Regions from separate parts of the Homo sapiens genome. Here region 1 is linked to region 2. Evidence: read pairs that join two places in POLR2A ChIA-PET (ENCODE). Cell type or tissue: GM12878. All regions are shown on one strand.

Region 1 (5,000 bases), 130 kb before region 2:
TTAGATTGTGAGTATAAAATGTTCATGATCCTTCCAGAACTACAGGGTTACTTACTGACATACTATGTGTGTGACACAGTTTGCTAGAGAAACAAACCAACCATAAATAATTGTAGGCATAATAAAGGGTGAGACTATCATGAGTTTCCTCACAGTGGTGCTGTGGTCAGAAAGAGATATTCAATATGATTGTCACCATTCTGGCTAGCATTTAGTAATTAGGCTTGTCATTACTTTTGGGGATGATCATAATGTGGAGTGTCATTAGGGAGGGGAAAACTTTATGAATGTTTGGATACTTAGGGTTTTTTGTTTTTTTAAAATAACTCTGGGAGTTTCTAATATTGTTTATATTTTGCTATCAGGACCTCACAGATCCGTACTTTTAACAAGCATGAATGAATTTGTAACTTAGATTCCAGAACCCTGCCTGGCAGATGGCCTGGTGGATAGGGCCATCTGTGTCCATTACACAGATACAAATTATTCTTTCTCTACTGGCTCTCCCTGTCCTTTGCTAAATTTGAGAAAGTAACCTTAAAAAAGTGAGGTTCTTTTCTCAACCATACGGCACATTGCAGTATTGTGCTTTTATCAGGACACTTTGTATTGCAAATGATAGAAACCCAACTCAGGTTAGTTTAAGTCAAAAAGGTCATTTTGTGGGTTTATGAACTCGGAAGTTCAGAGCATAAAATGAGGTTCTAACATGACAGGATCCAGGAGTTTTAACTGATATCATCAGGAATGTTTCCTTCTTTCCATCGGTAAGCATTTTGTTGTACTTTTGGCTTTGTTCTTTGGCAGGTATGATGGTAAAGATGGTCAGTGGCATCTGTTGCCCGGCTGGAGTGCAATGGCACAATCTCGGCTCACTGCAACCTTAGCGTCCCGGGTTCAAGCAATTCTCCTGCCTCAGCCTCCCAAGTAGCTGGGATTACAGGCGCCTGCCACCACATCTGGCTAATTTTTTTGTATTTTTAGTAGAGATGGAGTTTCACCATGTTGGCCAGGCTGGTCTCGAACTCTTGACCTCAGGTGATCCACTTGCCTCAGCCTCCCAAAGTGCTAGGATTATAGGTGCGAGCCACCGCGCCCAGCCTAGACTTGTATCATTCTTAAAGTCCAGAATCCCAGAAGGAGGCATGTGTCTCTTTCCTTTTTTTGAGACCGAGTCTCGCTCTGTCGCCCAGGCTGGAGTGCAGTGGTGTGATCTTGGCTTACTCCAAACTCTGGCTTCTAGGTTAAAGTAATTCTCGTGCCTCAGCCTCTTGAGTAGCTGGCACCACAGGCGTGTGCTACCAAACCTGGCTAATTTTTTGTATTTTTAGTAGAGAAGGGGTTTTGCCATGTTGCCCAGGCTGGTATCAAACTCCTGAACTCAAGCAGTCCACTCTTGGCTTCCGAAAGTGGTGGGACTACTGGCATGAGCTGCGGCACCTGGCCTGATGTGTCTCTTTCTGTATAGTACCAGCCAAACTGAGTGGATAGAAGGACATTGGCCAGGCCTGGGTCATGTGGCCCATCCCTGAGCCAGTCAGTATGGCCAGTGGAGTGTGGTTCTCTGACTTGACCAGGGACAAGTGCCCGCTTTTGGAGAGGGGCTTAAGATCAGCCTTCACTTAAGGGCTTGAAGGAGAAGAGTGGTTCTTCAAATGAAAATTGGATGCTGTTATCTAACAGAAATGGATATAGGTTAGGCAAAAATTGATAAATATTCTAACCATGAATCTAGATCTAATTTTGAAGAAATTGACTGACTTGGGCCATGTGGTGGGTTGAATTGTGTCCCCCAAAAAGATACAATGAAGTCTTAACCTCCAGTGCCTGTGAATTTTAGCTTATTTATACATAAGGTCTTTGCAGTTAAAATTAAGATGAAGTCATACTATATTAGGGTGGCCCCTAATCCAACAAGTGATAACTCCAGAAGAAGGGGGAAATGAGGATACAGACACGGAAGATGGAGGCAGGGATTAGAGTTACACTGCCACAAGCCAAGGAATGCCAAGGATTGCCAAGGATTGCTGGCAACCACCGGAAGCTAGGAAGAAACAAGGAAGGATTCTTTTCTAGAGCCTTTGGAGGGAGCATGGCCATGCCAATACCTTGGTTTCTGACTTCTAGCCTCTAGAATCGCAATGTTGTTTTCAGCCAGTTACCCAGTTTGTGGTAGTGTGTTCCAGCAGTCCTAGAAAGCTAATACAGACTATATTTGGCACATGCTGAAATTTAATTTTGGGTAAGTCCATCGTTTTGAAATAAAATGCTGACCATAAGTTTTCCCGGTGGATATCTTCAGAAAATGTGATGTTACTTTGTGGTTGGTTATATTTATGGAACTTTACATTTTAGTCTATAGTTACAGTTTAGCTGAACCTGTGTTCCTAGTTGATGGACAGCTAAACATTTCTTAGTGTGTCCTACTCAGCAGTCATGTGTGAAAACTAATAGAAGAAATAAAGTGAAACGCCTACAGTAAATACATGCCAATATCCTGAGTATAAAAGAAAGAGTATGTTTGGGGCAGTTAGCTGTTGAGGTAAGGACAGTTAGTATTTTGGTGAGTCTAAGCAAAAAGTTAATAACTTGAACGATATTTCTGGGTTCTAGTTCATTTTCAGCAAACAGAGTTGGATAACACCTTTAAGGTTGGCTGGACTTTGAAAAAAACGTAATGAATATTCTTTTGGTTTCTAATTTATAGAAAGTGGGTATCTTCTTGTTCTGTAATTTTGTTCAGAACCTTTGTGGTGTGACAAATTCATTTTTGAGGAACCTAAGACTACTGGAAAAACAGATTTAGGAGACCTATGCAAGTACTTTTAAATACATATGCTTTCCCTTCCAGCCCCACTAAAATTCACTAAAATGAAATAACAGTAAGTAAAGAAAATGTCATAAGTTCGTAGTGATGAATGCAGTAAGCTTCTTCTAACACTTATAAATATTTTTGACAGTGGTAGTGTGAGTGTGGGAAAACAAAATCTGTTTTTCCTCTGCTCACACCATATTACAATAATCACAATCTTCAACACAGAACAGTTCTGTGACCAAACGTGGGTTTTTTCCCCCACCAATAAGCAGGCATTCAATTCTGCAGTGGACACTAGGTGAGTCTCTTCTCTTCTCTTTTCTCTTTCTTTTTTTTTGAGACAGGGTGTCTCACTCTGTCACCCAGGCTGGAGTTCAGTGGCATGATCACAGCTCACTGCATCCTCCACCTCCTGGGTTCAAGTGATTCTCCTGCCTCAGGTGCCTGAGTAGCTGGGGTTACAGATGTGTGCCATCACACCCGGCTAATTTTTGTATTTTTAGTACAGATGGGGTTTCGCCATGTTGGCCAGGCTGGTCTTGAGTGATCTGCCTACTTTGGCCTCCCAAAGTGCTGGGATTGCAGGTGTGAGTCACTGCGCCCAACCAAGGTAGGTGTCTTCTAACTCAATTCCAACACTATCTACCTGGAGATACCATCAGATCCCACATGTAAGGTCTCCATCTCTAAGACTGACCCTCCTCCTTCAGACAGCAATCTTAAGTCTGGGCTTCTGGAACTTCTTAATGGCTGTCTTCAAGTTGGGGTTCCCATAACTCCCTCTTTGCATTTGATTACTTTGCTAGAGTAGCCCACAAAACTCAGGGAAGCACTTATTTACAGTTACTGGTTTATTATAAATGATATTACAAAGATACAGGTGAAGAGATGCATAGGGCAAGGCATGGAGGAAGGGGCACAGAGCTTTCATGCCCTCCCTGGGCACACTACTCTCCAGGAGCCTCCACATGTTCAGGTATTTGGAAGCTCTCCAAACCCAGTCCTTTTAAGTTTTTATGGGAGGCTTCGTTACATAGACATGATTTTTTTTTCTTTTCTTTGTTTTTGAGATAGCGTCTCACTTTGTTGCCCAGGCTGGAGTGCTGTGGCATAACCTTGGCTCACTGCAGCCTCGATCTGAAGCAGTCCTCCCACCTCAGCCTCCTTTGTAGCTGGGACTATAGGTATGCACCACCATCCTCGGCCAATTTTTCTATTTTTTGAAGAGATGGGGTTTCACCATATTACCCAGGCTGGTCTCAAACTCCTGACCTCAGGTGATCCGCCCGCCTCAGCCTCCCAAAGTGCTGGGATTACAGGCATGCATCACCAAGTCCAGCCACGTAGGCATGATTGGTAAACTATTGGCCATTGGTGATCAACTTAACCTTCAGCCCTTTTCCCTTCTCCAGAGTTTGGAAGGTGGGTTGCAAGTCTCAACCCTCTAATCCTGTCTTGGTCTTCCTGGTGGCCAGCTCCTATCCTCAAGCTACCTAGGAATTGCCAGCCCCCGTCAACTCATTGGTGTACAAAAAGACAACACTTTGTAGTCTCTAAGGATTTTAGGAGTTAAAGAGGGTCCAAGACCAAATATGTATTTCAGAATATCACAAGTATCTTTTTTAAAGTTTAGTAATATGTTTTCTTTCTTTTCTTTTCTTTTTTTTTTTTTTGAAACAGAGTTTTGCCCTTGTGGCCCAGGCTGGAGTGTAGTGGCATGATCTCAGCTCACTGCAACCTCTGCCTCCTGGGTTCAAGCAATTCTCCTGCCTCAGCCTCCCAGGTAGCTGGGATTACAGGCACCCACCACCACATGCCCGGCTAATTTTTGTATTTTTAGGAGAGATGGGGTTTCACCATGTTGGCCAGGCTGGTCTCATACTCCTGACCTCAAGTGATCTGCCCACCTCAGCCTCCCAGAGTGCTGGGATTAGAGATGTAAGCCACCATGCCCAGCCGAAGTAATATGTTTTCTTTTTCTGTTTTTTTTTTTTTTTGTGATGGAGTCTCACTCTGTTGCTCAGGCTGGAGTGCAGTGGTGTGCTCTCAGCTCACTGCAACCTCCGCCTCCTTGTTTCAAGTGATTCTCCTGCCTCAGCCTCCTGAGTAGCTGGGATTACAGGCATGCACCACCACACTTGGCTAATTTTTGTAGTTTTAGTAGAGACGGGGTTTCACCATGTTG
Region 2 (5,000 bases):
GGCCTCAGAAAGCCACGAATAGGAAGCAGAGTAGTGGAAAGACTCGGGCCAGACCCTCAACGAAAACCCCAGAGAGCAGTGCAGCTCAGAGAAAGCGAAAGCTGAAGGCAAAGCTGGACTGTTCGCACAGCAAACGGAGGCGGCTGGATGCAAAGTGATTGGAAAGATGGTAGCCAAGAGTAAAACTGTTCTATAGAAGTAACCTTTTATTTTGCATTAACTAAATCTGCTTTTATAAGCTTATCAAGCCTTTCAAATTTACAGTTAATGGAGAACACCGTAATTTGAGATGTCAGAAAATGCATCTCAGATGGAGAAGGGAACTTGCAGAGTCCTTCTCTGAGGCTAAGGGAAGTTATATATTATATTCTGGTTGTTCCTTGGGTTTTAAACTTGGAACCAAGCAGTTTTCGTTTTTAAAAGTACAGTGCCTTATTTATCCTTTTTGTTTTTAAATTTACAAAAGCTAAAAAGCTGATCTATGTGATTAAAGGCTTGTATTTTATACTTGATGCACAAGCACTTGTACTGTAGCCGAGAAGACCACCATCATGCACATAAAAGGAGCTTTTCAGCAGCCACCCTGCAGCATCTGCCCACGAACAGATGCCCTTCTTTGCAAACCCCAGCAGTGAACTTCCCTCTCTGTCTTGTTTGTTTGTTTAGATGATGTTTGAAAGCTAAACCAAATCATTTTATGGTATGCAGAGGATTTATAATTATAAAAGATTACTATTTCTGTTACCCCCTTTTAAAAAAGATCATGTTCATTGTTGGTCCCTCCTCTCACCTTTGATGTTTTGTCATTTGAGAGCATGTATTCTAAATTATGTGCCCATGGGACAAGAGATATGTCACAAGTGTTAATTTTTGTTTACAAACTCTAAAAAATCATTTGCATCCCCAAACTGTATTACTAATTCTCACCATCTTCTTCATTTCTGGTCTTGCTAGCACTCCTGCAAGGCTTCCATCCTACTTCGGGAGGAAAAAGCCTAGGATTTTTTTTTTCCATCTTGTAGCTGTAATTTGATGATTAGGATGAAAATGACTCTTATTTTCTTTCTTACCCAGAGTACTTCCATATTCAAAGAAAGCCGAACTATTATTTCCAGTAATAGAAAGGTTTAAGAATATGTATGTCCATGTGTGTTTGGGTGCATTTGCATGTGGTTATCAGCCACAAATGTCTCCCAATCCCAATTTTACAGTAAAATTTTTTCCCTATGCAGTGTGCTTGGGTGTCCCTGAGTTGAGTAATTAGCAAAGGACAGATGGTTTAAAAGTAGCCCAGTGTCTCTGTGAGCATCCCCAATACCACTTTGGTACCAGACTCAGAAAGATCTAAAACAGCATGGAGTTATGTAAAGGTTAGAGCAGCCTTGCAGTTGGAGGAAGCAGCTCCAGCATCTGTGAAGAGCCCACACACCCCCTACACCCAGAGCTGATGTTCAGCTGTATGCTCCAATGTGAATGTACTTGTTGGAGTAGACGTTCATTCTGATTGATTAACACCATCCTAGTAGTTAAATGCTTGTAGTATCACTCCTGCCATGTCATGTCAGGCTCTATTCCGTGTCTCAGAAGTGAGAGCCACAATGTTTTAATGACTTTGTTTGCCTTTCCCAGGTGAAGCCTGAGACAGGCGCATTGGCTTCAACCTAGTGCCTGTGACCTTGCTCCATTATTATAGTGCAGCGTGTACTTGACTTTTCCATTGGGCCGCTCTACAAAAAAAGGCTTGGTTGTTGAAGCCTCAGTCAGCTTCCTTAACCGGTTCTGTCACCAAAATCAGCTTGTATGGACAGCTGCTGCCCTGTCCTTTTTATTTGAAAATTTTCCATTTAGGTTGTTTCAGATCTCTTTAGATAAGCCCAGATGGACTTTTTTCATGCAAATCATGATAATACAGGCCTTCTACCCATTCTGTTAAAGGTTTGCTGTATATCATGGGAACTTCTGATGATTGGATAAGACTGGAGAAAAGTATTTGATTTGTGAGAAATTTAGAATTGTGTTGAATTTCATAGCTAGAGAAGCTTGCTGTCTTATGAAGCCCTGATTTTTTTTCATGTCTTCTCTATCTGATGAGTCTTTTTCTTTTTAGTATCTTTGACTTTGGCCATTCAAGAGCTACCTACATTAATAAAACTGCTGAGTGTGTATGTTGGCAACCCTTTCTCAGCATTAAGTTGCACAGAGGCATTAATGTGTTTTGAATAGGTTCATTTAATCTTAAAAAATGGTTTTAAGGTTTTAAAAATGTCTTTTCATATAGTTGTCACTGGATATTGTGTTTGTGGTGACTTAAACAGCTGATGTTTGCCAATGTCAGGCATGCTGATTCCTGTACAGAAGAGGTGCCCCGTTGGCTGCATACCGACTACCTTGTAAGGTGCTTGGATTAGGTTAGGGAGAGGTGTAAGGTAGTAAGTGGGTGGAACTTTTCCAGTTCCAAGTTTGTAATTCATTCCATTCCTTTTCTAAGTTCTTTTTCATTTTTAAAAGCTCAGTTAAAGATAATAGCCTTCTTTCCCATTCTAGGCTGTGTGTGAGAAAAGGTGTTAATGTGTATGTATGTATTTTATATACCTAACAATGCAATGGATCATCTTTAAAATCAACTTATACTTTATAATAAGGACATTTAAATAGACCAAGAGTCTACATAATTATGACACTTAAAAGTTTAGAATTTTTTATATTTGTTGAATCTCATTTTTGCTGATTCAGTTAATTTTGTTAATAGAAGAAAGAAAACAGCAAAACTTGAGGGCTAATCCTGCAAGGCCCTTTGATACCTACAGCAGGTACTGGCAAAGCAGTTTCCCAGATACCTCCAAGCTCAGGTGTGGTATTGACTCAAGTCTGCTATTGTTTTCCCTACCTTGCAAAAACCTTCTTCCCAGAGCCATCTTCAAGAATGGCTTACCACACCAGATGCAAAAGCAGTCCATCCCACATTCCGATCCAAATCAGAAAGGAATTCTCCTGGGTGTACACTCAGTGAAATGACTGTTCCAGTCTTGGGGCTGAAGTTGATGACCAAAGGACACTGGTATTCTCTGAGTTTCTGGAGAAGCTGGAAGATGCCTGGGAAGCAATCACTGAAGCTCTGCCATAGCTCCCGTAGAGGAGGGCCCTCTTCAGGACACCCATCTTCTATCCTACGAGACTCCCTGCTATAGATGGACATGCAGGAGACCACTCCCTCACTTGGGGTCCTGAGCCTCACCCCTAGCACTTCCTCAGACAGGTAACAATCTTGCAGCACAGCAGGAAGGTTGTGAACCTTTATTCTGCTCCTGAGGCTTCCTTCATAGGAATGCTGTCAGTTTCTGTAAGTCACCAGTCACTAGCCCCTTGGATTCCTTGTTAAAGACTTCTGTGCAGCCTTATCTAAAATGATAATCTTAGGCTGTGAGTCTCCTGCTGTATTGTTCCTAAAATCGTATGGATAGAAGAGGTGCCCTTAGTCATCCCTTTACATATGTGGTGCTTTCTAATGGGATCTCTATGCATCACATACTATGCAGGTGAATTTCTCACTGTTCAGATAGGTCATCAGTAAAAGGCATCACTTCAAGATAATTACTTTGAATTGAGGTTTGGCCTCTTTTCCTGCTTTGTAATGGGTTCGGTCATGAGGGTGGGAGCTGTCATTCACATTTATGGGCAGCATTCCTGTTGATTAGTGGACCTAAGAGCCAAGTAGGAAAATATAGCATGCTATGTGATACAAGCTGGAGATGCTGTAGTGTTACTATCAGCAAGTTCTGTGCAGACTGCCTTTCGGATTCCAGATGATCTGTCAAGGGTCTGCCAACTGTGGGCTGGTCGCTTGTTTGTGTAAATAAAATGTGTTTGGAATATAGCCACACCCATTTTCTTAAGTTCTGTCTGCGGCTGCTTTCGCACTGCAAGAGCAGAGTTGAGTAGCTGCGGCAGAGACCCGTGTGGCCCTTACAGCCTAAGATACTATCTGGACCTTCAGAAAACATCTGCTGATCCCTGCTTGAGAAAGTCATCCTTTTCAGGAACAAATATTCTTGATTTTCCTTCTCTCTTCTGCCCTTTTCTCTCTGTTCTTCTTTACTTCTCATTTTCCTTGTCTCCATTTTTTCTTTTCAAAGGAGACATGTTATATCGATATGCACTACTATCCCCTTAAACTTGAGCAACCTTAGCATTCCATCTTCTTAAAAAAAACCATCACAGTAGCCAAAATGAGGCCACCTTACCGTATCGAGCCGGAACCCATGAGCAAATAGGGATTCAGAGTTCTAAAATTATGTGGCCTGGGCCTCTCATTTCACTCACACAGAACTGACTCTGGCTTTATTTCTTGTTTATTAAAGTAAGCCAAGATTTTGTTTCTGGTAAAATTAGTTGAGACTACTTTAGTTGGACTTTTAGTCCTCTGAATGTCACATTTAGATATGGAAAATGTTTTTTCACAGAGTAGAAACAAAGTCTGATCACAATCCCAAAGCTTTGTTTATTCTTATATAATATTTTGGTACTGATACCTTTTCAGCCACATACTTTCAAAATAATTTTATTAAAGGTAAGCCAACAAATAAAACATAGAGGCTTTTGAAGTGCTTTAATATTGATTTAAAAAATTGGAGTTATAACCAGAGTATGACTGAAAAGCTATTATAGTCTTCCTCCTTTTCCAAAAACTCAAGGATAAGGATATATATATATATATATATATTTTTTTTTTTTTTTTTTTTTTTTAATAGAGACGAGGTTACGCTATGTTGCCGAGGCTGATCTGAAACTCCTGGCCTCAAGCAGTGCTCCCACCTCAGCCTCCCAAAGTGCTGGGATTACAAGTGAGCCACCGCACCAACCCAAGTATGAGTTTCTATGCTGGTTTTTTTTTAATGTGATTCAATGTCCTGTCAGTGAAAAATTTTTGTCAGTGGCCCCAAATCACTGATCGTTTTAGTTGTTTTGAAACAATTATCATTTTGAATTCTTAGTATTACTTT

What was found. ChIA-PET counts read pairs that join two places held together with the same protein. Peaks named below come from ENCODE experiments on the same cell type or tissue, not always from the same donor. Only the 100,000 strongest peaks of a DNase experiment are listed, where the experiment ranks them.
Region 1: POLR2A ChIA-PET joins it to region 2 with 5 read pairs; 2 of 35 experiments call an interaction of 5 or more read pairs at or near these places.

The regions. Positions count from the first base shown.
Region 1 is chr10:96,858,410-96,863,409 of GRCh38, forward strand. The region is part of intron 2 of LCOR (ligand dependent nuclear receptor corepressor); the gene reads left to right. Among named protein-coding and RNA genes, the nearest start is that of LCOR, 29 kb to the left of the region's middle. In GM12878, no CTCF peak of the experiment used is centred here; a DNase peak (open chromatin) is centred at 2,576; H3K4me3 peaks cover 354 bases; H3K27ac peaks cover 1,226 bases.
Region 2 is chr10:96,984,977-96,989,976 of GRCh38, forward strand. LCOR (ligand dependent nuclear receptor corepressor) reads left to right here. Exons shown (of 8, transcript NM_001346516.2): 8 at 1-5,000. The coding sequence ends at 158. Among named protein-coding and RNA genes, the nearest start is that of SLIT1-AS1, 120 kb to the right of the region's middle. RefSeq lists an enhancer at 1-269. In GM12878, no CTCF peak of the experiment used is centred here; no DNase peak of the experiment used is centred here; H3K4me3 peaks cover 371 bases; H3K27ac peaks cover 437 bases.